2 separate regions of the Homo sapiens genome follow, and region 2 is linked to region 1. Evidence: read pairs that join two places in POLR2A ChIA-PET (ENCODE). Cell type or tissue: PC-9. All regions are shown on one strand. Each heading gives the region's core, and the rest is flanking DNA. Links, peaks and the distances in the headings are about the cores only. Region 1 has its middle 19 kb from the start of ADCY7. Region 2 overlaps NOD2 (nucleotide binding oligomerization domain containing 2).

What was found. ChIA-PET counts read pairs that join two places held together with the same protein. Peaks named below come from ENCODE experiments on the same cell type or tissue, not always from the same donor. Only the 100,000 strongest peaks of a DNase experiment are listed, where the experiment ranks them.
Region 2: POLR2A ChIA-PET joins it to region 1 with 13 read pairs; 3 of 35 experiments call an interaction of 5 or more read pairs at or near these places.

The regions. Positions count from the first base shown.
Region 1 is chr16:50,241,206-50,254,477 of GRCh38, reverse strand. It overlaps a transcript of ADCY7 not described here. Among named protein-coding and RNA genes, the nearest start is that of ADCY7, 19 kb to the left of the region's middle. RefSeq lists enhancers at 1-294, 7,302-8,013, 8,727-9,438, 9,439-10,151 and silencers at 7,792-7,851, 7,932-8,171, 8,192-8,451. In PC-9, for the core only: no CTCF peak of the experiment used is centred there; no DNase peak of the experiment used is centred there.
Region 2 is chr16:50,712,268-50,728,650 of GRCh38, reverse strand. NOD2 (nucleotide binding oligomerization domain containing 2) reads right to left here. Exons shown (of 12, transcript NM_001370466.1): 4 at 16,278-16,383; 5 at 11,981-12,064; 6 at 11,677-11,760; 7 at 8,643-8,726; 8 at 5,946-6,029; 9 at 5,267-5,350; 10 at 3,079-3,162. It overlaps CYLD-AS1 (CYLD antisense RNA 1), which reads left to right. Exons shown (of 7, transcript NR_184279.1): 7 at 201-1,236. Among named protein-coding and RNA genes, the nearest start is that of CYLD, 22 kb to the left of the region's middle. RefSeq lists an enhancer at 4,661-4,720. In PC-9, for the core only: CTCF peaks have their summits at 8,149 and 8,354; DNase peaks (open chromatin) are centred at 6,760, 8,420 and 9,220; H3K4me3 peaks cover 1,954 bases; H3K27ac peaks cover 3,537 bases.

The DNA of each region.
Region 1 (13,272 bases), core at 1,391-6,390:
ACAGAAACATGACTGATTTTTGTGTGTTGACTTTACAGCTTCACTGTGTTAGTTTATTAGTTCTAACAGTTATTTGGTGATTGTGTGTTTTTTAAGCATCTTATCTTTTAGTAACATAGACTACCATTCTCACAGATGAAGTGACAGGGTGCCTGGAGGGGGCTGTGTGTGGGAGGAGAGGCAGCTCCCAGAGGCCATGGGCTGGAGCCTGCGGAAGCGGAGGCAGGGGTGCGTGGAGTGGCGTGCTGGTGGGCTGCCCTGTCTGCTGCTGTGTCTGTTGGCTTGTTCATAATGAAACGTCAAAACCTTGTCACTGAAAGCACTCTGGGATCTGCCATCTCCTCCATGTCTCACACAGCGAAGGGGTCGTTTTTAGCCCCTTCCTACAGATGAGGATCATGTGGTCTTGAGAGGGAAGGTAACTCCCCCGAGGTCTCAGGGTCAGAAACACAGACCCAGCCTCAACCCTGCTCCTGACTGGAGAGAGACAGACAGAGAGAGACAGAGACAGACAGATAGACAGACACACAGAGAAAGGCAGTTAGAGACAGACAAGGACAAAGACAGAGACACACACAAGTTCTTCCTGAGGTCCCCTCCTGCTGGAAGCAAAGGAGGCTCCAGGCTCTGGCCTCCAGTCCCCACCAGCATGTAGCAGCAGACACCACCGCCTCCACCCCCACCTCAACCCACCTCACCACAGGAGCTTAAAGGCTTCCAGTGCCAGCCTGGGCGGCGTCATTAGAACACACTCCTGGCAAAGCCCTCCCCCCGGAGCCCCTCCCTGTCTCATCCTCTGACCACAAAAGAGTGGGCAGTGGAAAGCGCTCAGTGCCCAAGACCTCCACACTCCCAGACGTGGTCCCACCACAAACCTGGGTCCAGCCTGAGGGCACCACAAAGGTAAGAAACGGACCCATTTTTGGCTGGGTGCGGTGGCTCACACCTATAATTCCAGCATTTTGGGAGGCCACGGCAGGGGTGGATCATTTGAGGCCAGGAGTTTGAGACCAGCCTGGGCAACATGGTGAAACCATGTCTCTACTAAAAACACAAAAATTAGTCGGGCATGGTGGCACACATCTGTAAATCCCAGCTACTCAGGAAGCTGAGACAGGAGAATCATCTGAACCCAGGAGGCGGAGGCTGCAGTGAGACGAGATTGCGCCACAGCACTCCAGCCTGGACGACAGAGCAAGACTCCATCTCAGAAAAAAGAAAGAAAAGAAAAAGAAATGGACTCGTTTTAATTTACCCTAAAGAAACAGTCCCACTACATGCAAGGACTTAGCTACGGGCTGTTTAGTGCAGCTCTCTAACTGCGAAAATGCTGGAAACAACCGAAATGTCTGCAACAGGGGACAGAGAAAATCGTGCAGGGCACCTCCTGTGTCAAAGGCTGGGCTGCTGATGTCTGTAACACTTTAACCTCCCTGACCCCCAACTCCACACCCAAAGCCTGGGGCAGACAGAACTCCCCTTAGAGGACAATAAAGAAAGTTGTAATGCTCAACTTTTTTTCTTGTAATATGTTGAAAAAAGAAAAGAAGTCTGGAAGAATATACACCAATATGTTAATGGGTTACTTCGAGTTCCAATTCTATTAAGAAGTTTTTTCCCCACCTTATTACTTATATTTTCTGATTTTTCATTACCTAAATGTGAATTGTTTCTGTACTTTAAAAAATGAAAACCATTTAAAAATAAGAAACGAGCTTTTTCCTCCTCCTGGGAATGGAGCCCAGAGCCTTAGCCCAGGAGGCAGAAACTCTGGCTTCTAGTCCCAGCATTGCTATTGCTTGGTCATGGGACCTCTGAGGGTCACTTCACCTCTCTGAGCCTCAGTTTCCCCATCTGTTGAACACCAAACTCACCAAGGTGAGCTCCTGCCATCGTCACTGAGCCTGTCCCCTCCTCTGTGAGATGATGACCTTAAGGCACAGCTACGAAGGCACACAAACAATGCCTACCCAGGCACACAAACAATGCCTACCCAGGCACACAAACAATGCCTGCCCAGGCACACAAACAATGCCTACCCAGTGGCTGCCTCCACCCCACACCCTGGGTCATGCCTATTGCCAGCCTTTGCTCAACCCATTCCTGCTGGCCCCGAAGCCAGGCTGGCGGGGGACCAGTGGCATTAGAAGCCAAGCACTGGAATGAAACCATCATGTCAATCATGTGTGCAGAGCTCAGCCCTGCTCAACACTGACAAGTCCCATTCCTCCTGCTTCCACCCACCCTCCAGGAAGGTGGTCTAGCCCCATCTCACATAGGAAGAACCAGAGGCTCGGCACAGAGAAAGGACTGCCTGCCTACATACACCCAAAAAGGAAAAAAAACAGCAGCCCGGGGGCTCCTCCTGCACCGTCCTCAAGGCGTGGTCAGCGAGCCACCCCGCACCCCTTCTTCAGGGCCAGGCACACATTTGAGGCTGCAGGAGGGATGGACAGAGGCCTGGGACTGTGACAGGAGAGCAGGCTGGAGCCCCAAAGCTTCAGCTCCTCTTCCTCCTCGCCTGAAGCCCCCAGCCATTGCCCACACACACCAGGTGCTCAAATACTGGCTGAGTCAAGGCAGTGCAATGCTATGCCCTCTGCGTGGGGGAGCAGGCCGGGGAAGGGGAGAACCCAAGCTTTGTGGCCCAGCACCCTGCGATCACTTCCTAGGACAGTGAACTGGGAGCCCCCGGAGGCCAGGCGGGGACAATGACAGGCAAGGCTGGCTGGCTAGGTGGGGACTGGGGCACACTGGAGGCCCGAGCTCTGGGTGAGGCGCCACCCTGCCGAGCTTCCACCGGTAGCTGCCATGCAGCAACGTGGCCAGGGGTACAGGCCTTCTAAGTTGGCAAAAGAAACTAGAAATCTAGGCTTTATGTAAAAATCTTGTGGTTTTCAAATGTTGATGATTAATTCAAAATAAACTTTAAGCACTTCTGCAGTCCTCCTCCCACGGCCCTGGCCTCTGCGGTGTCCTGAGCAAGCCACTTCACCTCTCTGGGCTTCAACTGTGTCATCTGTAAAGTGGAGAAACAAGGCCTGCCCCTCAGGATCATGGCAACAGGAGATGGGACACACGTTGCCCATACTAAAGATAACAAAAAGCGGCAGCAACAATAACAGCTAATGCTCGATGAGTGCCAGAGGCTGTTTTAAGTACCGGGAAGTAATGTCATTTCATCACACCACAATCTCATAAGACAGGCTTTTTTTTCTTTTTCTTTCTTTTTTTTTTTAAATCAGGGTCTCGCTCTATCACCCAAACTAGTGGGCAGTAGAGTGATCATAGCTCATTGCAGCCTCAAATTCCTGGGCTCAAGTGATCCTCCTGCCTCAGCCTCTGGAGTAGCTGGGACCACAGGCGTGTGCCACCACACCTGGCAATTTTTTTTTTCTTTTTTTGGGAAGAAACAGAATCTTGCTATGTTGCTCAAGCTAGTCTCAGACTCCTGGCCTAAAGCGTTCCTCCTACCTTGGCCTCCCAAAGTGCTGGGATTACAGGTGTAAGCCACCTCACCTGGCAAGACAGGCATTTTTTAAAGCTGTATTTTGAAATACTTTCAAAAAACTTTCAGAAGTGATAAGTACAAAGAATTCTATACTTTTTAATCCAGATTTGCCTATTTGTACAATTTTGCCTCATTCTATATCTATACATTTACCCTGTGCCTCTTTAGCCTTGCAAATTTCCAAAGATCAAGGGCTCATATAAACAGTTATCAGATCATTTAATGTTGATACAATACTTTAATCTACAGCCCATACCCAATTTTATCAACCATCCCACTGATGTGCTTTATACCTTTTTTCCCACCATATGCTCACATACTGCATTTTTAAAATTTGTTTTAAAATTGTTTATTTTTAAAAATAGAGACAGAGTTTCACCACATTGTCCAAGCTGGTCTCACACTCCTGATCCACCCACCTCAACCTCCCAAAGTGCTAGGATTAAATATGTGAGCTACTGCACCTGGCCACATACTGCATTTTAGGTTTTTTTTTTTTTTTTTTTTTTTGAGATAGAGTCTTGCTTTGTCCCCCAGGCTGGAGTGCAGTGTCGTGATCTCGGCTCACTGCAACCTCCGCCTCCCGGGTTCAAGCGATTCTCCTGCCTCAGCCTCCCAAGTAGCTGGGACTACAGGCACAAGCCACCATGCCCAGCTAATTTTTTGTATTTTTAGGAAAGATGGTGTTTCAACATGTTGGCCAGGCTGGTCACGAACTCCTGAGCTCAAGTGATCCGCCCGCCTCGGCCTCCCAGTGTGCTGGAATTACAGGCGTGAGCCACCCCACCCGGCCAATTCATTTTGTTGTCACCTCTCTTCAGTGTCCTTTAACCTGGAGGTTAAATCCTTGGCCTTTGAGATAAGCACTCTTACTGTCCGCATTGTATAAGTGAGAAACTGAAGGCTCAGAGGGGTTGAAGCACTTGCCCAAAGTCACACAGCTACCAAACATTGAGCTGGGACTCAAGCCCAGGGGACTCTCTTTAGAGCTTGTGCTGCTCTTGTCCTCCAGGCCCAAGAGCTTCCAAAGAAAGACCTTTGTTGTTAACTGAACAGGGGCTCCCTCTGCAAACAGCTGCTCAAGGCACCTCACTCAGCAGGTGGTCATTAATTGAAGGAGCACCCTCCTGTGCACACATGGGCTGGGCCGCAGGCTGCCCGCTCCCCACACCTGGCAATGGCCCTGGCCAGATGCCCACCACCTCCCCCAGCAGGGCCCCACATAGCCATTTCCAGAGAAAGAATGTGCTTACCTGCAGAGGAGCCTCCCCACCTCCTGGCAAACTGGGCGATAACGAGGGCCTTAGAGGGCTGGGGCCAGGAGTGCCTGCCATGTTCTCCCCTTACAGTATAGTCGAGGCCCAAATGTCCAGGTCCAAAAGGCAGAGCCTGAAGTCATAATCACCTGCAGGCCACATCCCTAACCCACAGACCAGGGCTCAGGGGGAACCCATGAGGTCAACTGTCTAAGAGGGGCCTGAGTACTTTGGTTTTGTTGTTGTTGTTGTTGTTGTTGTTGTTTTAGACGGAGTCTTGCTCTGTCGCCCAGAGCAAGCTGGAGTGCAGTGGCGCTAACTCGGCTCACTGCAACTTCTGCCTCCTGAGTTCAAGCAATTCTCATGCCTCAGCCTCCCAAGTAGCTGGGACTACAGGCACACACCACCATGCCTGGCTAATTTTTGTATTTTTAGTAGAGACGGGGTTTCATCATGTTGGCCAGGCTGGTCTCAAACTCCTGACTTCAAGCAATCTGCCTGCCTCAGCCTCCTAAAGAGCTAGAATTACAGGTGTGAGCCGCTGCGCCAGGCCAGAGCCTGAGTACTTGCTAAGACACACAATAGGACCATGCTGGAAGGCTTACAGGAAGAAGGCACAGCAAAGGGCAAGGCCTGGGAGGTGGGAGTGGTGCAGGCTCTTACGCAGAGAGCAGAAAGCACTCAAGGGGGCCACACACAGTCTGCAGTATCTGGGAAGAGGAGGCAGGACCCAGATAGCTTCCCAACCGCCATGAGCCACAGATCCCAGCAGACACACAGCGGAAGAGGTGACATGAAGCTCTGCCACCGACCAAAAGGGTATCGTCCACCTGAGTCCCAGGCCGTTCTGTTAGGCTGTGAGGCTATTGTGTACTGAAATACCTCAAAATCCTGGAACCTCACCACGTGATATCCTGTCAAATTCAGAAACTGGCATCAGCCTCCAGACCTCATCTTGCAAACCCAATTCTAAGATTCAGATGCAGCAGAACTGCTCTTGAAAATTTACCAGAGCAAACACAAAGGGAATAAAGTTTTGCTTTTCTTCCTCATTGCCGACAATTTTGAAAACACAGAAAGCACGACTAAATAAGAAAATGATCTGTCCACGAACTCCCCCAAAGATACCCTAAATTTTTATACAGGGTATCTGTAAAAAGTAACGGCCCCTGCCTACCCTTCAATGCGCAAAAGCACAGCCTAGCCTGCCTGCAGTGTGAGTGTTTGGCGTCAAAGTGCATCCACTTGGTCTCCCCTACTGGCCATGGCAGGGCCCATGCCTAACTCAGCTCTCTGCCTCCTGCCCAGACACAGGCCACCCCTTGCTGGATTCAGCAGGGATGGGGAGGAGGGGACATAGGCCCCTCTCCATCAGCAACATTCCTTTGTGCCCATCAAGAAGGGGGCTCCAAGAGGTGGGGGTCAGGAGCAAAGCCCCAGGGCTCTTCTGGGTATGGGGTACGAACAGGAAGAGGGAGAGGTGGGCGGGGCAAGGGCAGGGAATGTGTGCTGCCCGTGGTCGGGCACTCACCAGGCCCACTTGATTCTGCATTTAGGGATGGAGCTCAGGCTCGCTGATGTGGACCCAAACCAGCTCCACCAAGAACACATGAGAACAGCCCGGCTCCTTGCTACCAGACCTGTGAGGACCTCCGCTTTCTCATCTGCAAATGGGACTGGTCGTTTGGGTCCTGCCTAACTTATGATTAAAGATACAAGGGATACGCAGGGGCTTTGTAAGGGCCTGGGAAATTGGAGGGCTCCCTGGGAGGGCTCAGCAGCCTCAGCTCTCCCTGCTCTCCTCTGTAAAAAGCCCAAAAGTACCCACTCTTTTAAGCCCAAGGGCACTTAGGGCCTGTGTGGCTGCTGAGGGAAGAGGACCCAGCACCTGGGGATCCCGAACGAGCAGAGGAGAGGCAGCTTTAGAACACCTGGTCCTGCGAAGCCAGGCTCCCAGCCACAGAAGACTGCTTCAGATGGAAAAGAAACTGAATCATAAAATCAGGAGTCAAAAAGAAAGAAAGAAAGAAAGGCTGGGCACAGTGGCTCACACCTGTAATCTCAGCACTTTGGGAGGCTGACGCAGGAGGATCACTTGAGCCCGGGAGTTCAAGACTAGCCTGGACAACATAGTGAGACCATGCGTCCACCAAAAAAAAAAAAAAAAAAAATTACTAAATTAGCCAGGCGTGGTGGCGCACACCTGTAATCCCAGCTGCTACTCGGGAGGCTGAGGTGGGAGGATCACCTGAGCCTGGGAGGTGGAGGTTGCCGTAAGCCATGATTGTGCCACTGCACTTCAGCCTGGAGGACAGAGCAAGGCCCTGTTTCAAGAAAAAAAAAATCCTGCCTCCGCATATGGACCCAACTCACCATGCAGGGTTCTCACCTCTGCTCCCCAGGCCCAGTCAGCCACTCCTGTGGGGTCCCCCCATAGACCTGGAGTCTGACCCCTCCCCACAGCCTGTCCCCAGCTCCACAGCCCACAAACTCCCTTCTACAAGGGCACCTGCCCACGTTTGAAGGCATTCACTGAACCTGAGAACCCCCTCCTCTCAGGGCCCAAAGCCCCTGCCTAAGTCCCCACAGCTGTAGCCTCACCCGGAGTTCACTACAGTCCTGTTGGTCATGCATTCATTCATTCATTCATTCATTCATTCAATCTCTGGAGCATCACTCTGGACCAGGCCCGAGGGGGCTTCAGCCGACCACACAGGGTATCCTGTTCCTCATTTTAAGGGCTCTACTTCTGTCCACGGCGCCCACGTGGTCATTTCCAGCTTCAGCTCTGGGACTCAGAAAGGAGTTCCTGGCCTTTGAGGGAGGGGACCTGAGACATAAACCAGTAAAGGGAACAACTCCAATCCATGGAGAGGCTCCAGCCTCTCTCCCCTACCCGGGGTCGGCTCCCATTGTCACTTCCTCATGTGCAAGGCATCTGGGTTTCCCGGTTGGGGTCCGAGGCAGGGGCCGGGCCTGGCTCACTCTCCCCTGGACCCTGGTCCCCTTTGGCCACCGAGGGGTCCTGCTCGCTGCTGGCTCCGGCGGGAGCGCTGCAGACCCACAGCCCGGTCCTGCGCCCACAGAGGCTGCTACCCTGTGCAGTGTTTGCTTCCAACAGGCCCCGCCGCCCCGAGCCAGCCCCCTTCTGTGCCCTAAGCCAGTCGGGCTCCACCACAGGGGTCTGGGGCCGGGCGGCCTCCCTCGAGTCTCAGTCTTGTTATCGGAAAGCGGGCGCCAGCTGGGGCAGCGTCTGGGAAGCGTCTCCTGGCCGTGCCTAAGGGAGGAGGTCGTGGCCCGAGGGAGGGGTCTCGGAGCATTTCCGACCCACCCGGGCAGGAGCCGCCACCGCCGGGCACCCGCGAGGCCGGGGAAGGGCGGGCCGGGAGAGGGGCCACCCGCCCGCCTGTGTGGGGACCGCGCGGAGAGGGGCAGCGGCCACGGGCACCCCCGACCCCGGGCGCATCCCCGGCCCGCCCGCCGCGCTCCCCCGCGCCCCGCGCTCACCTGCTGCGCGCTCCCGCTCCACCGCCGCCCGAGTGGCCGCCCCAGTGGCAGCGGGCTGGCCCGGCACTCACCGCGGGCGGGGAAGGAGGAGCGGCCGCAGGCGCCCCCCGCTGGCCGCGTGTCCCAGGCCTGGGGCGCGGGGGCGGGAGCCGGGGCGGGGGGCTGGGGGCTGGGGGGCGCCCAGGAGGCCGCGTCCACCCTGCAAGCGCAGCTGTCCCCGCCCCGCCCCACCCCACCCCACCCCACCCCAGCTCCCCTAGAACCGTGGGAAAGGCGCTGCCGCGGGAGGGAGCGGCCGGGCAAGCTCGGGGCGCCGCAGGAAGGAAAGGCGTCCCAGCAGGACCTTCTCCAGGTACCGCGCGCACGTGCTGGGGAGCGCCAGGCCGGCCCCACCCCCAGAGGGAAACACTTTCTAGCAAACTCTTCCAGTGTTTCTGCCCCAGGCCTCCCCTCCCCCTGCAGGAGCGCCCGTGTTTCTGGAAGGATCCACAGACGGCGGGCCAGTGCCCTCCTCCCAAGCCGGGGGAGCTTTGGTCCCGCCTTACGTCTCACTCAGGCCTTAACCTCCTATGGCAGGGCTCAGGGGCGGGAGATGACAGCGACCACCCCTGTAGGTGTCCTCAGAAAGTAGGTGTTGTAACCTCGTTGTGATCCCTGCAACCCAGGGTGGGGCCCCAGTGTTGGCAGAAAAAAAATCTGCTCTGTTTCCAAGAAACTCAGACAGGGTGAGCAAGAAAGCCTCCTGTGAGTCACCCTGGGAGGGGCAGAGGAGGTCGTCCGCAGGAGTAATCAAGTCTACGAGGGCATTTCTCACTCGCAGACCCCCATGAATCCCGCCCTTTCCCACTGGTCTAAAGCTCCCTGGTACCCAGGAATTGGGGGTTCCCACTTCACTGAGAGGGGTTACAGAAGCACCTGTTATGCCGATTTCTCAGGTCCGACCCCCAAGGCCCTAGCAGGTCTTCATAGAAAGGGCCAGAGAGTCTGTAGTTTAACAAGCACGGAGGAAATCTATGACAAACAGGTAGCAGAAACGCTGATCTACTGGGAACCTATGGTGGAATCCTGGAGCCTGCTACCCCGGCTCACCCTAGAGGGGAGAGATCTTGGTGTGGGAGGGCGTTGCCCCCCGCGGTGGGCCTGGAACCCAGCCTCAGGCCACCCACGTTGAAACCATGCTGAGAAATCAGATGGCCGAGGCTGGAAGGTGGAGCCTCTGATTTCCACTCCAGATGGCCACAGAGAGGTCCCACCTGAGACTTACATCCCAGCAGCAGCAAGCCCTCTCGGCTTCCCGCGCTGGTCAGGCAGCTCCTCTGGGCTCGTGCAGCCCCCGGGCATCAAGCATGGTGGCATTTGGCTCTCTGGGCCGGTGCGACTCCACTACTCATCGGCCTCCCCGTGGAGGGCCCTGGCCGGGTCACTGCAGCATCCTGAGGGCTCACCCGGGAAGATCTGAGCAGCTGGGGCCTCCCTGCGCCGGTAATGGGAATCCCGGCAGCAGTGAAGAAAGGTAATAGGATCATCAGCAGAGCCAGCTTCCGAAAGCACCGCCCACCCCCGGCAGCCCCACCCCTTTAGCAGAACCTTGAAAACGAAGAAACCCACCTGTTTCCCCAAGGCCTTCAGAACAGCCAGTGCCTCAGGGTCACGGTGACCTCTGCCAAGGTCAGCCCTGGAAAGAGAGAGGGGAGCGGAGCCAGCTATGGAGGGAGGGTCCTGCTGGGACCCACACTCAGTGCTCTCCAAGCCAGGAGCCCTCAGCCCTTTCCGGTGTGTGGAACAGTGCTATGACTTCCCAGCCCGTCATCTGTGTGTCATCTTCACGCAAATCTATGAGCAAGTCTCCTGACAGCAGACAGGAAAACAGAGCTGGAGAAAGTGAGTTATACACCGTGCCTGCATAACTGCTCCCATCAGAACCTTCGGGACATATCCATCATCCCCATGGTCCTCATCGCCACTGTGGACCTGTCAGCGGGATCACCCCGTTGGATACTCAGTCCTCAATAGGGGATTCTCAAATGGTAACCAGCAACGGACTCACCCAGAGGTCTGGTGAAGGCACACATGGCTGGGCTCCACTCAGTTTCGAATTCAGCAGAACTGGGTCCGTACTGAGACTTAACTTCTGTCTCACTCCCAGGTTACGCTGATGCTGCTGGTCCTTGGCAGACTGGGTAGCAAGGCTCTAAGGCACTGGATTCCAAATAAGGCTGGAGTCCCATTCCCAGAGATTCTGGTCCTTGGGTGGGTCTGGGAATATGCAGTATTTTTAAAATCCAGGTGAGTTTAATTTGTGACAAGGATGGCACTTCAAATCAGAAAGGAAAAGGAATGGCGCCTTTTTTTTTTTTAAAGCCACAGCTGGATAAACTGGTGGCACGTGGCTGTGGTCCCAGCTACTTGGGAGGCTGAGGCAGGAGGATCGCTTGAGCCCAGGAGGTGGAGGCTGCAGTGAGTGGTGATCGCACCACTGCACCCTAGCCTGGGCAACATAGCGAGACATGGGCACACAGAACCACATCTGGTTATTTTGTTTGTTTGTAGAGACAGGGTCTCACTATGTTATCCAGGCTGGTCTCAAACTCCTGGGCACAAGTGATCCTCTTGCCTCAGCCTCCAAAGTGCTGGGTGGGATTAGAGGCATGAGTCACCTGCACCTGGCCTAAAAATTTTTTTTAATAAAAATTCGTTTAATTTTTATTTAAAAAAAATTTTACACCAGCAGTGGCATGAGCTTGTAGTCCTACCTATTGGGAGGCCAAGGCAGGAGAATCGTTTGAGCCCAGGAGTTTGAGACCAGCCTGGGCAACATAACAAGATCCCTGTCTTTTTAAAAAAACAAACAAAAACTAATAGAGGAAAGATATTTGTGTTTGAAAATGAAACCTATAAGAGAAAATACGTTAGTAATTTTGGAGTGGAGAAGTATGCATGGGAAATTGAATGCACACGGAAGAGCTGCTGTTGAAAGTTGCATGTCTCTGTCCAGATGAGGAAGTCTCCAGATGTCCACATCTAATGTGTTTGTGATTTTAATGATTTATTTATTCATTGAGACAGAGTGTTGCTCTGTCTCCCAGGCTGGAGTGCAGTGGCGCAATCTCAGCTCACCGCAACCTCCACCTCCCGGGTTCAAGCGATTTTCCTGCCTCAGCCTCCCAAGTAGCTGGGACTACAGGCGCCCACCACCACGCCCAGCTAATTTTCGTTATTTTTAGTAGAGACAGGATTTCACCATGTTGGCCATGCTGGTCTCGAACTCCTGACCTCAAATGATCCATCCACCTTGGCCTCCCAAAGTGCTGGGATTACAGCCATGAGCCACCACACCCAGCCGTGTTTATGATTTTAATTATCCACTGTGTTGATAAGCTCCAGAACGCAGTGACCTGGGGTCCCTCCTAACTTATGAGTGCCCAGTGCCCACTGCTCCAGGGCACTCTGCATGTGTTGCCCGAGTCACTTTCTGTGGTGGGCAAGAGTTTGGGGCTTTATTTCACTTGTGCAACGAGAAGATTTAAAAATTTAAAATCAACCACAACAGAAGCTAACAGTCATGTATTTCGGCCACCTTAATCCTGCCCTTCACCAGGCAATGAGAACAACAGCCAAGTAGGAGAATATAAAAGTTTCCTGAGCGGTGCCTGTCCTTTCAGTCCTTTTACAGCCTCCTGATGCATCACTACGCAGAGCGTGGCGTTAGCCTCCTCAGCCAGATGGTCCTTGCTGCCTGTCCCCGAGGAAGGAAGAGCTCCCTGCTTTCCCACACTTCCTCCAGTGGTGCTCGCCACAGGACAGAAGCTCAGTGAGTGCCTAAGCACAGGCAATACTGCTCATGAGGTTTTTTTTTTTTTTTTTTTTTGAGACAGAGTCTCTCTGTTGCCCAGGCTGGAATGCTGTGGTACGATCTTGGCTCACTGCAACCTCCACCTCCCTGGGTTCAAGCGATTCTCCTGCCTCAGCCTCCGGAGTAACTGGGATTACAGATGTCCGCCACCACCCCTGGCTGATATTTGTAGTTTTAGTAGAAATGGGTTTTCACCATGTTGGCCAGTCTGGTCTCCAACTCCTGACCTCAGGTGATCCACCCACCTTGGCCTCCCAAAGTGCTGGGATTACAGGTGTGAGGCCCCGCGCTCAACCATAATTTCTAATTAGAAAAGGGAAGAAGGCCAGGTGGCTCATGCCTGTAATCCCAATACTTTGGGAGACTGAGGCGGGCAGATCACTTGAGGCCAGGAGTTCAAGACCAGCCTGGCCAACATGGTGAAACCCCATCTCGGCTAAAAAAAAAAAAAAAAAAATACAAAAATTAGCCGGGTGTGGTGGTGCATGCCCGTAATCCCAGCTACTCAGGAGGCTGAGGCAGGAGAATTGCTTCAACCCAGGAGGTAGAGGTTGCAGTGAGCTGAAATTATGCCACTGCACTCCAGCCTGGGCAACAGAGTGAAACTCCATCTCAAAAGAAAAAAAAAAAAAGAAAATTTAAGAAGCAGCTAAGAGTGCCAGTCCTTCCCCTACCCCAGCAGGAACCGGTAAGCCTTTTCTCTGGAAGAAGGTAAAATAGACAGTCTCTGAATTGGGGAACACCAAGCCCAGCTGTGGGCAGGGCTACCCAACTGAAAACAGGAAAACTTTAAAGGCAAATTCACATGGAAGGCTGGGACACACGCCTCCCCCCACCTCACACTAGCCCTCTTCCACCCTCAGCTCCCAGGATGTTGGTGGCCCAGAGCCTTACCCCCAGGCTGGAGGAATTCTTTGGGGAACCCCACAGCCTGCTAATTCTTACAGAAGCACACCACTGACTTAGCCATATTGATTGACAGAGCTTCCCCCCAGCTCTTAAATATGTGCAGGTAACCAGGAATCACCAGAAATCCATGGACAGCCTCAACCCCACAGAGAGTCCAAAACAACAAATGAGAAAAAAGCTAACAGGGACTATGCAGGTAGACAACAACCTAACAAAATGATACCATTCATATCCTC
Region 2 (16,383 bases), core at 6,375-11,374, 470 kb before region 1:
ATTGCCAGTATTTATTGAACTTCTATTAGATTGGTGCAAAAGTAATTGCAGTTTTTGCATTGTTGAAATTTGCCATTTGATATTGGAATACATTCTTAAATAAATGTGGTTATGCTATACATCATTTTAATGCACAATTCTCACTTTATGATTTTTTGCTAATGACTTAATACTTTCTGTTTATTTTATATTTATTTTAGACTATGAAAATGATGTTAGACAAAAAGCAAATTCAAGCAATTTTCTTATTTGAATTCAAAATGGGTTGTAAAGCAGCGGAGACAACTCACAACATCAGCAATGCATTTGGCCCAGGAACTGCTAACTAACGTATAGTGCAGTGGTGGTTCAAGAAGTTTTGCGAAGGAGATAAGAGCCTTGAAGATGAGGAGTGTACTGGCAGGCCATCAGAAGCTGACAATGACCAATTGAGAGCAATCATCAAAGCTGATTTTCTTACAACTACTTGAGAACTCAACATCGACCATTCCATGGTCATTCAGCATTTGAAGCAAATTGGAAAGGTGAAAAACCTCGATAAGTGTGTGCCTCATGAGCTGAGTGAAAACCAAGAAAATCGTCATTTTGAAGTGTCATCTTCTCTTATTCTACACAACAACAGCGAACCATTTCTTGATCTGATTGTGACGTGCGATGAAAAGTGGATTTTATACAACTGGCAATGACTAGCTCAGTGGTTGGACCGAGAAGAAGCTCCAAAGCACTTCCCAAAGGCAAATTCGCACCAAAAAAAAAAGGTCATGGTCACTGGTGGTCTGCTGCTAGTCTGATCCCCTACAGCTTTCTGAATCCCTGCGAAACCATTACATATGAGAAGTATGCTCGGCAAGTCAATGAGATGCACTGAAAACTGCAACACCTGCAGCCGGCATTCGTCAACAGAAAGGGTCCAATTCTCCACGACAACACCCGACTGCATGTCACACAACCAAAGCTTCAAAAGTTGAATGAATTGGACTATGAAGTTTTGCCTCATCCGCCATATTTACCTGACCTCTAGCCAACTGACTACCATTTCTTCAAGAATCTTGACAACTTTCTGCAGGAAAAATGCTTCCACAACCAGGAGGATGCAGAAAATGCTTTCCAAGAGTTTGTTGAATCCCGAAGCATGAATTTTTATGCTACAGGAATAAACAAACTTATTTCTTATTGGCAAAAATGTGTTGATTTTAATGGTTCCTATTTTGATTAATAAAGATGTATTTTAGCCTAGTTATAATAATTTAAAGTTCATGGTCTGAAACCACAATTACTTTTGCTCCAACCTACAACTCACTTTTGTTAGCTACATTCTCTCAGTGAATGCTCATGGCCTATAATGAAGGTCCAGCCATTATCTCCATTTACACTTGAGGCAACTGAGGCACTCATCCAAGAAGAACTGGCTGGTAATGGTGGAGCAGGGGTAAGACCCAGGCTGTCTGGTTCCAGAGCCTGGACTCTTTTTTTTAAATTATTATTTTTCTCATCCTTTTTTTTTTTTTTTTTGAGATGGAAGTTTCTCTCTTGTCCAGTCTAGGGTGCAATGGTGTGATCTTGGCTCATGGCAACCTCCACCTCCCAGGTTCAAGTGATTCTCCTGCCTCAGCTTCCTGAGTAGATGGGATTACAGGTGTATGCCACCACGCCCGGCTAATTTTGTATTTTTAGTAGAGATGGGGTTTCTCCATGTTGGTCAGGCTGGTATGGAACTCCCCACTTCAGGTGATCCACCCGCCTCAGCCTCCCAAAGTGCTGGGATTACAGGTGTGAGCCACTGCACCCAGCAAGCCTGGGCTCTCAACCAACTCTTGGCAGAAACTAAGCCTGGAAAAGAAAGATGTAGGCATTTCTCTTTTTTATAAAAGATATATCAGAAGTTCAATTTTTGTGGGGGATGATATAGTTTAGGATGCTGAAAAATAAGGCTGATGACAGGGTGGCATGGGACCAACCCCAGCCTCATTGCCTGGCATCCATGGGAGTCAAGTGGAGTAAGGCTGTGACAAGGAGGGAAGACAAACCTGCCATATCCACACCTGGTTGATAATGGGCTTGGTATTCCCAAAGGCCGACCCTCAGTGCAAAGCTGGCATCTGGCTCAGACACATCCGGGCTTCACCCCAACTTCCCAGCCCATTTCCACCCAAATAATTAGTGGAAGTGTTTTCTCCAAATATTTGGAAACTTCCTAGCTTGTGAAAGCAACACAAATGAGTGTCGCCAGAGTGGGTAGCAGCCTGGCAGCAAAGCTGGCACTCACAGAGGCAGCTGTCTGTCTGTCTGTCTCTAAAGGCAAGCGTTTTCCTAGGACCACATTTGCCTAGGCAGATGCCACTTTCCTCCAGCAAAAGGAGCCATCTGATGGGGTTCCTGAGGTCTACTTGAAATAAGAATTTTGGCATCAGCCTCAGAGAGCACCCTGACAAACCCATGATGGTCACTAGGTGGGTTCATGTTCACCTGAGCTGTCCATCTCTTTGTGGCACAAGTCCCAAGCCACTGAGTCAGCCACTGGAGGAGGCCACAGTACTCCCCATCACATCACCTCCCCAGCCACTGCTTGCAGAGAAGACCTTCCACTCTCTGCCTGAGGCCATTCTCCTGACCCCAGAAGCATGTTCAGCTGGGTGAGGGTGAGCTGGAAGTGCTGGAGAATCAGTGCCCCATGAGCGCACATCAACATAGGAAGGACAGAGGGTTGGTGGATAAATGCCATGGCTTTCTTGCCCATTGGTTGGGTAGGTGACCATGTGTGTTCTGCACTGGCTCCAGGAGTGCCCCAGAGTACTGAGCTCCAATTTCCCTCATTGATAACTGGCTTGATAACTCCCCTTTATTGGTTACCTTCACTTCCCCATCTCACTTCACCACTCTCCTATCAGCATTTACTGGGACCACCTCCCAGATAAACAACTTGCACTGGAATCCTTGTCCACCTAGACCAAGGCAAGCTGTTCTACCAGGCCACCTCACATGAGTTAGCCCAGCGGAGAGCGGCCCAGATCTTATTCAGAAATGCCCCTTCCAAAGGCCAGCAATTATTGTCCTGTTTCCTGCTTATGGGTTCCTTACTTCAGGATTTTCAAACTTGAATTTTTCTTCAGTCCTTCTGCGAGAGAACATACACCTTCATCCTGGAGATGGTTCTCCTCCAGGCTGGTGAGAAGAAGAGAGAAAATCCAGTTGATACAACATTGATTATGGAAGATGATGAACTCACATGCCCCCCATATAGGAAATCCAACATCTGAAAACCCAAACTCATGGATAAAGAAAGAACAGATAAAGTACGTTGTGGGGATTCTCAATTCCAGGGACATATTTGCAAGAGAATTCACTCCAAGGGCTCTCAATGTAATAAGTTCCCTGATCCCCCAGCTTCCTGATCTCCATCTTTCCTTTCTTCCTTATTAATGGAAGTCTCATTTCATTTGGACAGCCATGCACTTGGTGAAAAAACTGTATTTCCCACTCTCCATTGCAGCCAGGGCTGGTCAAACAACATACAAGTGGGTTGGTCAAGTGACATACACATGGTTGATACATAAGGGGAAGTCGACAGGTGGGGCTTCCAGGAATGCTTTTTAAAGGAGAGAACCCAGATGGCTTTCCTGGGTATATAGATCGAATCCGGGAATACAGAAGTAGTGCTGCACCTGGAGCAGCCATCCTGTGATCATGAGACAACCAACCATGTGAATGAAGTCACAGGCTAAGAATGATGGAACAGGAAGAGAATGAGACAGAGCTGAGACCCCTCCTGGCCTCTTGTAGCCACTGTACAAACCCTACACTGCCTACATCCAGCTGCCTATACAGGAAAAAATAAACCCTTTCCTTGTTTAAACCTCTATAGATGGAGGTATTCTGTCACCTGCAGCTTAACATATAGTTAAACTAAATTTGGCCTGAGACTGCCTCTGTACTTTGAGTTCCTATGTAGCAAACTGCAACCTAACAACATATCCTTATAACAAACAGCTAAGTCTTAGCCAATCACAGCAGCCAGGCTTCAGTCAGTCACAGTCTACCAGCTGATCAGTCTATATCCATATAAAGAAAATGCCTCATCACACCATGCCCATATAAGGCAAATGCCCAGCTGCAACCAATCAAGCTGTTTTGTACATCACTTCCTTTTCCTGTCTATAGATACTGCTTGCCTACCTTGCTGGGTGGAGCACTCCCAGTTCTGAATGCTGCCCAATTCATAAATTGCTGTATGTTCAAACCAGTTCTGCTAAATTTAATTTGCCTAAAGTTTTTCTTTTAACAGTAATCATAACTGATGCTCTCATAACAAGGTTCTCCTCTACTAAGAAATTCCAAGTGGCAAAATCCAGTCAGGATAGAATCAATCATACTTGAGTAGAGCTAGTAAGCCCTGCAACAGCCAAGGTCCATCCATAAAATCTGTTTATGGCAATGCCCATATGTTGCAGTGCCTTTCTGCTTCCCGGGAAAATCAAACATTCAGTATTTTATCTCCCTGACATAATCTGAAGCTGCCCAGAACATGTCAGAAAACTATACTAGTGGCATCTAAAGGATGAGAAACTTAGAATCTGCTTCAGGTCAACAGTATAAGCATGATTCATGGTTCCTCTTTCAACTATCAAAACTCCATTACACCTTCCAAAATGACCTAAGACTTGAATACCCAGTGCTCCTAGGAACTCAAAATCACTTTAAAATAACAAAACTTTATTAGTAGTAGTAGTCACAGTACTATAGTAGTTGTAGCAGCAGCAGCAGCAGCAGCAGCAGTAATAGTAGTAGTAACCCTGCCATTATTCTAATTTAACATTTATGGAGCACTTACAAATATGCCAGGCACTATATTAAGGTCTTCACAGGCACTACTTTATCTAATTCTTGCAAAAATCCTTTATGGTTGGAAGTATTCTTACCCTCATTTTACAGACATGAAACTTGAGATTCTGAAATTGTTATTTAACTTGCCTAAGATCACGGCCTGCTTGATTACAGAGTCTGTGCTCTTAACACTTATGCCATGTGGAGGCAGTCACCAAACCAGCAAACCCATATATTTTATTAAATAAAAAAATTAGCATGTACATACCAGGCTCTATAAGCTTCATACCACTCAGTACATATAAAGACAAACACAATCAATCAATCAGTCAATCACTCAATCATCCACCTTTGTCTGTCCACACAACCGCTCCTATGGATGAGGCCAGGGGATCAACAGAGATTGTGATCCACTTCCCCAGAGCAGAGAATCCCCCAAACTCACCAGAGTTCTTCTAGCATGACGTTCTTTGCCAGCATCAGTGCCAAGGCTTGGGCACCCACACTGCCAATGTTGTTCCCCACCAGGCTGGAGGTAATCATGGAACAAAAGTATGTCAGAGCAGGGAAAGACCTCAGAGATGAGCTAACCTATGGAGGGCAAAATTCGTGGTGCTCTCCTGGTCTGCTCCATTTCAGACATCACTAATTGATTGCGGTGCTCTTTCTTTTTTCTTTTTTTTTTTTTTTCTACCCTTTTTAGACATCACTAATTGAATGCAGTGCTCTTTTTTTTTTTTTTTTAGCTTTTTTAGACATCACTAATTGATTATAGTGCTCTTCTTTAAGCCCAGGTGCAGCCTTAGAATTCTTTTTAATGTGGTGCACTGGGCACCCACTACCAATGGATTGGAATTGGTCCTTAAGATAAAATGTACCTGATCCAGCCCAATATCTTCAATTTACAGATACTGTATCAAAACCCTGAGAGGACAAGGGACATTTCCAAGTCACCCAGAAAGACTCGAGTGTCCTCTCTTGAAATCCAATGGTCTTTTTTCCTTACTCCATTGCCTAACATTGTGGGGTAGAAATAAAGTTCAAAGACCTTCAGAACTGGCCCCAGCTCCTCCCTCTTCACCTGATCTCCCCAAGAAAACTGCAGGATAGACTCTGAAGCTTACCTGAGCCACCTCAAGCTCTGGTGATCACCCAAGGCTTCAGCCAGGGCCTGGGCCCCCTCGTCACCCACTCTGTTGCCCCAGAATCTGAAAAGGCCAAAAGAGTCAACAGACAGTGTCAGTGAGTACCTGATATGTGTTCTAGACATGAACTAACAGTCCTCCTCCCTCTGCAGTCCCAGCCAGAGGGGCAGGACCACTCAATCCCAGAGTGGCCTCACTGGGGCTCCTGGTCCCAGCAAAGTGGACCTGCCTCCATCTTTTGGGTGGGATGGCCAAACTTAACCCAAGAGTTTTCAGTGGCTTTACATTACAGACTTAGAGAATAGTAGAGGGCTACCCAGCCCTAACCCTTAAGGACAGGAACTCACTGACAAGAGTAATTTACAGTTGTGACACTTTTTCTGACACTTAGTTCAGATACGCTTCCTGGTAACTGCCACCCACAAGTCCTTAGCTACCCTCCAGTACCTGCCCATAACAAGTCTAACACTTCTTCTGCAAGCTAGCTCTTTATCTCCTGCTTCTTCCTAACACCCCTAATTCCTTCACGCCATCAGCTTCAACTCCCCCAGCTTCTGGGCCATCCTCCTCTGACTCACTGTAGTTTGAAAACATCCCTTTCCAAAAGGTAGATCCCAACTCACACCTTCTGACTTATTGACTGTATTCTAGGGACCTACCCTGGACAGGTATGTACACAAGTTAGCAAAGAATGGCTGAATTAGGATGTCCACTGTACTTTCATTCATTAGGTATGTATCGATTGAGCTCTGGCTATGTGCCAGCACTGCTCTGTGCCCCAGGGATATGACACTGTAATAACAAAAAACCTGAAAACAACTTAATAGTCATCAAAAAGTGACCAGTTAAATACATTATGTAACACTCTGCAGCTCTTTGAAAAATGAGGTCAGGCTGAGCAAGGTGGCTCACTTGTGTAATCCCAATACTTTGGGAGGCAAAGGAGGGAGGATCACCTGAGCCCAGGAGTTTGAGACCAGCCTGGGCAACATAGTGAGACCCCGTCTCTACAAAACATAAAAATATCGGCCAGGCATGGTGGCTTGTGCCTGTAGTCCCAGCTACTCAGGAGGCCGAGGTAGGAAGATCACTTGAGCTCAGGAGTTCAAGGCTACAATGAGCTATGATTGCAACCACTGCACTCCAGCCTGGGTGACAGAGTGAGACCCTTTCTGTAAATATTAGTAAAATAAATAAATAGATAATTAAGTAAATAAAGAGGTCATAATGACCTAAAAAAATTCCTATAATATATGGCGAAGCAAAAAAAAACAACAACAAAAACAAAACAAAACAAACAAACAAACAAAAAAAAAAACCAAGCAAGTTACAGAACACTTTGTATCATATGACAGCGTTTGGGGGTTTTAGCACAACGCCTGGCCCAGACAGGTGCCCTAATAAATATGTGTTGAAAGAGGTAAATACCCCTGATGTGGCAGATGTGACCTCAAGCAGAAGAGAGTTCAGTGGGGCTGTGGCCTCCTTTGTTCTAGACTCTGTTGCTACTAATGCAGTGTGGAAAAGATGTTGATTTCTAGAGCAACATAGTCCCATTTGTGGCTCAAACTGAGCTTGGGGGCCGGGTGCGGTGGCTCACACCTGTAATCCCAGCACTTTGGGAGGCCGAGGCGGGCGGATCATCTGAGATCAGGAGTTCAAGACCAGCCGGGCCAACATGGTGAAACCCTGTCTCTACTAAAAATACAAAAATTAGCTGGGCGTGGTGGTGGGTGCCTATAATCCCAGCTACTTGAGAAGCTGAGGCAGGTGAATCGCTTGAACCAAGGAGGCGGAGGTTGCAGTGAGCCAAGATCGTGCCACTGCACTCTAGCCTGGGCAACAGAGTGAGACTACATCTCAAACAAAACAAAACAAAACAAAAAACTGAGCTTGGGGGCAACTTGCCTCCCTGTGAAATGGGCTGGAACACCTAGGCCCTAAGGTTATTCTCTCTTCCTACAGTCCCAGGTTCTAAAACTCCCAGTTCTTGTCAAATGGACTCCAGTTCACACTAGGGCATGACAGGATAGGAGAGAGGCTGCTGGAAACAGCACAGGTGCAAGCCTGGGTGCCTAGCAAACAGAGGAAGCCCACCCTGGGGCTGCAGGTTGGGGTACTCCCCTCCCTGGCAGGCCCTAGCATGGTCCTACAGGGAGCAAGAGCTCCGAGGGACCTAGCACAGCCCCTCTTATCCTGGGTGCCTTCCTATCCTTCCCCATTTCCTTCTCTTTCTTAGGTCAGGGGTCCTCACCCCTGGCTGTACATCCCCTGGGAAGCTTTTTAAAACTCCTGATACCTGGGCCTTGCACCTAGATATTTGCATTTCATCAGTCTGGGGTGGGAGGCCTGGCAATAGTGTTTAGAAGCTTCCAGGTGGTTTTAATATGCAGCTAAAGTACAGCCCTAGCGCCCCCTGAGGATCAGAGGGCTTCCTGTCACCAGCTCGTGGGCACTGTCCTCCCCTAGCCCCAACATCCCAAACTTCCTGTTTGTCAGGCATAGACCAAGTATGAAGGTGGCAGTCAAGGGCCGCCCACTCTCTCCCTGGCTTGTCCTCCCCACTGGAGCTGGGCTGCCTCTGGGGCCTCCTGGCTGAAGAGTTTCACCTGCCCCTAAATCCTCAAAAGTCCCAAGCCCCTCCATGCAGGTCCCTCTTCCTGGAATCCAACCTACCCCAGGAACTGCAAGGAGGTGTTGCCTCGGAGCCCCTCGGCCAGCACTTGGGCTCCCGCGGCAGTGATGTAGTTATTCCCCAGCCTGGAAGGGAAGACAGAGGAGGCTGAGAGAACACAGCGGCAGGCAGAAAAGGAGGGCCGTCTGTGCCCTGGCCAGGGAAACACAGGAAGAAAGCATTGAAGACCTGCCCGGGAGGCAGCAGCCACATCAGGTGCCCTCGCTGCTAGGTCTAGTTTACTCAGCGGCTCCCACAACTTCATTTTCCCCCAGCAAAGGGAAAGGGGCAGCGGGACGCTGTTTGCACAGCAGTGTGACAATTCCAGGCAGGAGCCACAGTAGGCAGCTGTCCTGGGAGGTGGTTTCCCCGGGACAGCGAGGGTGACTCAGGGTCACACCTTTCCCTCTGGTCTCAGCCGCCCTCGATCCAGACCCCATCGTGCCCTCTGCAGCCTTCCCAGATCTGTTGTTGCTACAGGTAGGCTTTACCTGTTGCACAAGAGCGCTGGGCAGGTCCAGGTGGCTGGAGGGAGGGGTGGGGCCCACTGAGCCTTCCAGAAAGGAAGGAGAGAGGGAGGGCCAAGGCTAGGGGTGGGGGAAGATCCCAGCAAGGAAGGCTCCTGCTGCAACTGAATCCAGACACCTCGGAGAGCTTCGGAGAAGCCCCAGAGCTCTCACCTGCAACCCTAGGCTTCCTGGGATAACTATACGCTTTCATTCTTTCAAGGAACGTCAAGCCACTCAGCTCACAACAATCCTATAAGGCAGATATTATTGTATCCTTGGAGAAGGGGTGTGGCAGCTAGGAGAACTCGCCTTTCAGGTCTCCAGCCTCAGCTCCTTGGAGGTAGCCAAGGGCCCCAGCTGCTGTGCTCCAAAATCTAACATCCTCGCATCTGCACTTGCCAGCCCCTGCCTGAGACATCAGGCTCCCCTGCCTGGTGAATTTGGTTCAAGAACTCCTCATCAGCCTTGCCAAGATGTCTTAGGACTGCACTGAAGTCCAAGGTGCCCAGTCTCAACCTTCCTTCCTTCCCTCTCTCCTTCACTCAGGGACACACCTCCCAGCCTCCCCCAGCTCCCTTCCCCACTTCCCCTTTTAGGACTTTTCCCCAATAAATGGGTGGCACATTGAATCCCTGCTTGGAGGACCGGACTCACATAAGGAGAAACAAGCTGAGTGCTTGTGTGATTTACCCATCATCTTTCAGCCACTCGCTTACTATATAAAGCCCCTGCCAGACGGTGCAGCCCTTCATGTGGATTAACTTGCTTGCTCATCACTACAGCCTGTGAGGTAGCCAGGGTTATTACCTCCATTCTACAGAAGGGGAAACGGAGGCACACAGACATTGGGCTGACCTGAGGTCACGCAGCTAATGAGGGTTCAAACCTCGGGCAGTCTGGCTCCAGAGCCTGTGCTCTCTATTACAATGATATACGGTAATCCCTGCCCCCTGCTTATCCGCAGCTTCGCCTTCTATGGTTTCAGTTATCTGAAATCAACTGCAGTCCAAAAATATTAAATGGAAAATTCTAGAGATAAACAATTCATACATTTTAAATTGCATGCTATTCTGATCACGTGCCATCCAGCTCCATCCCACCCAGGACGTGAATCAGCCCCCCGTCCAGCGCATCCACGCTCTATACGCTCCCATTTGGTAATCATCAAGATCGTCTGCTCCTGACATCCAGCTGCCGACCTCATTGTTGCTCAAAGATTAGGGATCTCTGGGAGCAGATGATTCTCCTCCTGAAGTGTGGTCAGGTCAACAGCAGCCCAGCGCTAGAGCACAGTGCTGCATGCGTCATCCACCTCACTTCCTCCCATCACACAGGCATTTTACCACCACACATCTTCCCAAGAAGAAGGGTGAGTACAGTACAAGAAGATATTTTGAGGGAGATGGAGAGAGTCCACATTCACATAGTGTTATTATAGTACATTGATTGTTATAATTGTTCTATTTTATTATGAGTTGCTATTACTCTCTTACTGTGCCTAATTTATAAACTACACTTTATTGCAGGTGTGTAGGTATTGGGAAAAGCATGGTATGTGTAGGGCTTGATACTCTCCATGGTTTCAGGCATCCACTGGGGTCTTAGAACATCTCTCCTGCACATACCGGAGGACTACTGTGTTGGCCACAAACTCAGCCTCCATTTCTGAAACTAGCACCCTTCTCAGGGATGGGCCAGCCAGGTCTGGCCACAGCCTATTCCAGGCTTGTGAGTCTGAGGGATCAGGCAGTGGTAGCAGGACTGAGTCCTTTGTACAAATTGGCACCTGTGGTTCTGATCTCAGTAGCCCTTGCCGAGACTGAGCTATGTGGCCCGCCATTTTAAAATGGCGGCTCCCATCCACAAACCCAGCCCAAGAGGTAAAAGAATAGATGGAAGCAATTCTTTACTTTGTCTTTTTTTACTGCCTCACAAATCACAGGAGGCAAGAATATCTGAGAGAGAGAGAAGGAGAGAGAAGCCAGGCCAACCCAGCGGCCAGCTAGAGGGGCAATTTAAAGGCATCAGGTAGGAGAGAGAGAGACTCCTGTTGAAACTGGGAGACACTGGAGTAGCAGAAATGCAGAACCAGATGGACTGCAAACCTTGCATGCTCTGAGTGGTGAAAGGACCTCCTGGGAGTGTTGCAGCAACTCGCTGCCACAGCTGGGGTGGCAAGTAACTGTGTATGCCTCCCCCACCAGGACGAGCTCAACATGCATCGTGGAACTCAGTAAACCCAGAAAGCTGTGACACTCTTAGACACAGAAAAGGAAAGGGGCCTAGAAAAGCTTTCTTGCCCTACGGGCTAAAGGTCAAAAGACAGGAAGTCCTCAGCAGAGCTAGTCCAGAGTTTACTGGGGAGATCACAGCATTAGAGAACCCCTGCTTAAAATGAGACACTGTCCCTGCATTCAATCAGGAGGTCAGGAGCCAGTGTGGGCAGTGCCAGGCCAAGACCAGATCAGACTGACTCAGGAATGGGGCAAAAAATAGTTTCCAGGGAATAAGGAAAACCTGGGCTCACCTCAATGCCAAGAAGTTCTGCCTGCATGCAAGGAGCTTAGCCATGGAGTGTGCACAGCCGTCAGTCAATTTGTTGTTGAATAGACTGTTCAGTTCCAGAAGAGAGGAGACACAGAAGCAAAGCACATTGGACAGTGAGCACCAAATCCCAGGGTTGCCCTTCCCCTCTGGGCAGGAATCACCTGCACCCCCCATCATGCAAACAGCCCCTGCCCCAGCCCATCACTCACAGCTTCCCAGGCTGCACGACCTGGGGTGAGACCAGGGCACTTGGAGCCCATTGTCCACAGCCCAGGCTGACTTACGCTAACTTCTGCAATTGCTCGCAGTGAAGAGCACATTCAATGAGCTTGCAGATGCCTCGGTCTGAGATATTGTTATCGCGCAAACTAAAGAGACAAAATAAATACATTTGAAAATGGAGCTAGTAAGACAAGAAAAAAATCTACAAATCCCCCAAAAAGACTTTCATTCATCCCTGAAGTGCCAGCATCTGTGCTTCCAGGAAACCCTGCATAGATGGAGCACCCCAAAAAAGTGGAGACCCCACGGTCCCTGGCCAGGGAGGTGACGTGGTGCACTATGATGGGGATGGCCCAGGACGTAGGATCCAGACCCCCTACTAAAGAACCCTGGAATCCTTAGGAAATGACAGAGCTAATTTGAGGCAATGTTTCCATCTCTGCAAAAGGAACATGATAATCACAGCAGCCTCACAAAGGGGATGATGGTGGAAAGGAGCTGATATATGCGAAAGGTGCAGCCTGAACTAGACAGGCTACCCCTGGGGACAATTTACCATCATCTAGGTCAGCAGACAGTAGACCAGCTGGATGAGAGTGGCCAAAACTTCAGAAACAGGCATATAGGCTGTGGTTAGTGAGGCCCTGCTGCCCAGTCCTTAACCCCAATGGCACCACTCCAACAGGCTAGTCCCTGCCGAGCAAGCCCTGTCTGCCACTCCTCTTGGGGCACCATTCCCAAAACTCACCTGATCACAACATCATCTGAAAGCTTCCCTAAAAGACAGATTCTCAGGCCCATACCCTGGAGCTGGCAATCAAGTATCTGCGGGGTGGGGCCCAGGAATCTGTATATTTTAACAACTGTGCACATGATTCTTTATCTTTAGGCAAACTTGGGAGGCCCTGACTGAATGGTTAACAGCTCAGGCTCTGGAGTGCCTCAGCTGGATATTGTGATCCTGATCAGCGACTTACTAGTTATTTGCTGGTCTCTTCATCTATAAAAGAGGGAACAGGCCGGGCACGGTGGCTCACGCCTGTAATCCCAGCACTTTGGGAGGCCGAGGCGGGCGGATCACGAGGTCAGGAGATCGAGACCATCCTGGTTAACACAGTGAAACCCTGTCGCTACCAAAAATACAAAAAAATTAGCCGGGCGTGGTGGCAGGCGCCTGTAGTCCCAGCTACTTGGGAGGCTGAGGCAGGAGAATGGCGTGAACCCGGGAGGCAGAGCTTGCATGAGCCGAGATTGTGCCACTGTACCCCCTGCCTGGGCAACAGAACGAGACTCCGTCTCAAAAAAAAAAAAAGAGGGAACAATAGTATTATCAGCCTCACCAGGCTGTGCACATAAAGCCTTGTGAGCACCCGGTACACAGTAAAAGTCACCTAGAATCATGATCGCTAGCACTGATCACTACCCTTACCACTTCTCAATAATAACACTATTTCATCCTCACAACAAGCCAGTGAAATGGGAACCATTATTATGAGCATTCGTGAGAAAGAAACTGAGGCACAGACAAGCGAAGTGACTTTGCCAAGGTTGTACGGCACATAAAGGCTTTGAGCCTAGGCGGCTTGGCTCCAAACCCCACTCTTAACCATGACATTGTGCAGCTTCTCCCTCAGGGCCTCTTATGGCCACTTCTGTAGTGCAGTGATTTTTCAGACTGCAGGTTGCAGGTCATGCAAATCATTTTGAAGGTCCTGAGCAGCATTTCTAAAATGGAAATAGAACAGAACAGAAGAGAGCAGAGTGTCTCAGAGTTCATAAAGCGAAGTCATTTTGTGAAACTTAGGTTCCATGTTTACATGGTGGTGCGTGCTCTCTCTCTCTCTTTCTCAATCATTGTGGGTAACATTCAAAAAACTTTTAAAGCCATCACTCTAGAGTCTGAGAGAGCCAGAGTCTAAAGAAACCTATATAGGGGCACTGTGTATATAGGGTTTCCTAGAGGCTGAGGATTTCAGTTGGCATGGAAACACTTCAAGTGGGAGAGAGGCAGGTTGGCACTGTGGGAGAGGAGCCTGTGCCCTCCCCCTTCCTCCCTTCCTCTCTTTCTCAATCTCTCTCTCTCTCTCATACACACACACACACACACACACACACACACACACACACACAGTGCACTCACAGCAACCTCATGGTTGCTTCCCCTCCCCTACGGCCTTGGCAGTTTTAGTGTGTGTAAGGTGAAGAGCAGTAAAACTCGCTCAAGGACAGTAATTGCTAATGGAAAACCAAGCTGGTTGCTGCAGACCAGTAGTTCTCCCAGGGCGAGACCACTTGTATCAGAATCACCAGGGGTGTCTGTGAAAAATATAGATTTCCTGGGCCCCACCCCAAACCTACTGAATGGGAATCACTAGAGGCAGGCCCAGGAATCTGCATTGCCACGAGTGCCTTTACACACCACAGTCTGAGCACCATGAGCTAGAACCAGGCCACCCTCACCTTTCTCTGAACACAGAGACAGACCCACAGGTTTCCCAGAGCCCTTCTGCACACCCTGGTAATCACGGGGACATCCCTAATCAAGGATGGATGATCCATTCAAGAATTCCAGAGATGGACTGGCCTATGAGGATCACACAGGCCAGTGATGCCTGGCCTCTTGGGGTAAAAACTGAGTCTACTACCCAGGAAAATGCACATTCTTATTTCTATCAGGGAAATTGCTCCAACAGACAGGTTTCCAAATTCCCACTCAAAGTATCATGATCCTCCCTCCTAGGGAAATAGAGTTTGGTGCTGGCTGTTTTCCATTTGCCTGGCCAGATCCACTCTCCCCCTTCTCTACCCGTCCCTGGCTCCTGGGAGGCTGATGCCTGGGGACTACTCCAGCAGACAGCCCACTCGGCCTCCCTGATGGGTCCAGCTGGTGGAAGGCGCTGGCCAGGAGCAAGAGTTGGGGTGAGGAGTTAGGGCCAAGCGGTATTCTTCCACTTTGCAGAAGCTCAGGCAGCCGTCTCCATACCTTCCCCCCAGCTAATTAGTCTCCCTCCCCTTCCCCCTTCAAGTCTACCCTCCCCCAGCTGTTACTAACCCCAGGCCCCTGCACCAACCCTCTCACTCTTCCTAACTCCTGCCCATGGCTTGTAAACAATCTGTTTTTCAAACTCTCCTCAAAACACCCATTTTAAGTGTGTCATCTGTTTCCTCCAAGACCATGATGGGTATAATCATATTTACATTCATTGCATATAATACATATATATATTCGCTATATATGTTATGTATTATGTTGTTATTATGCTTTAACCTAAAGACCATGGTCCCTATGTCAGGGTTAACAAAATTCACTACACAGTTTCTAGTGGGTATCCATGTGTTTGGTCCATGATGAAAAATAAATCTTGTTGCTTTGCCCCCAGAGAAGATGTATACCATCCTAATACTCTCAGGAAGTGGTTTGTCCCATGCTTAGGGTCAATTAAGGTCATCCAGGTGTAGCCCAAAGCCCCTGGAGGCTGGGAATCAATTTTAACTTCAATCTAGAACTTCTGCTTTCCTATAGGTTCTAAATAGAAGCAGGGCAATCCCCTTTCAAGCTGGAAGGATGTTGGGGAATCTGTCGCATGCTGATCCGCAGGCCTAGGCACACCCTCTGCCCTTGCCTGCCCCCAAGATGTGGAAAGAGGCCCCCGAGTTCAGGGGCACAGATTCTCCAAAGGGCAAAACCTCACATCTTTGGCTGGGGCTCTAAGCAATACGGGTAGTGCTGAAATCCTGTTTGGACACTGTGCTACCTCAGGAATCCAACAGTAGTTGTAACCCTGCAGCCACTTTCTATTTCTTGGGTCCTGAAATTCCCATCTGGTTGGGGTGTTAAAGTCTCTGATGGGGCACAAGTCACCTCTGATTTGGTGTTGTTCCTGATACGGACACATACTACACAAAACTTTCTGCAAGTGACCTCAAGGTTTTCAGGGAGCCTCTGAAGTGTATCCATAGACTGGTGGGAGGCAGAAAACCTGTAATCAGAATGATGCAATTTGTGAACCCCAGCTCTGCCATTTCCTGGACAAGTTACTTCACTTCTCTGAGCCTCAAGTCAAGGATAATGGAGATAATAACATTCCTGCCTACCCGCCAGGGTGGTTGTAGAGATTAGATGAGGTCATTCCGGAAAGCATAGCACCAGACCCAGCACATAGGCCAGTCAATAAAGTGTGGCTGTCATCATCACATATTGAAATTAAGGCCCAGAAGGGAAGGGATCTGGGCAGTGTTGCAAAGCAGGGTGGCAGAGGCGAAGCTGGGCCCAGACTTCTAGAGCCCAGCTCGGTGCTCCCACACTTAGCCTTGATGGTGCTCCCCCATACCTGAACAGCAATGCCCAGTAACACTCACTACAGAGCCTTGCAGACACCAAGGCAAGGCAGCAGCTGCTCCACGCCAATGTCACCCACAGAGTTGTAGTCCAGCTGCAGGGCCACGGGCCGCCGGAGGTGCTGCA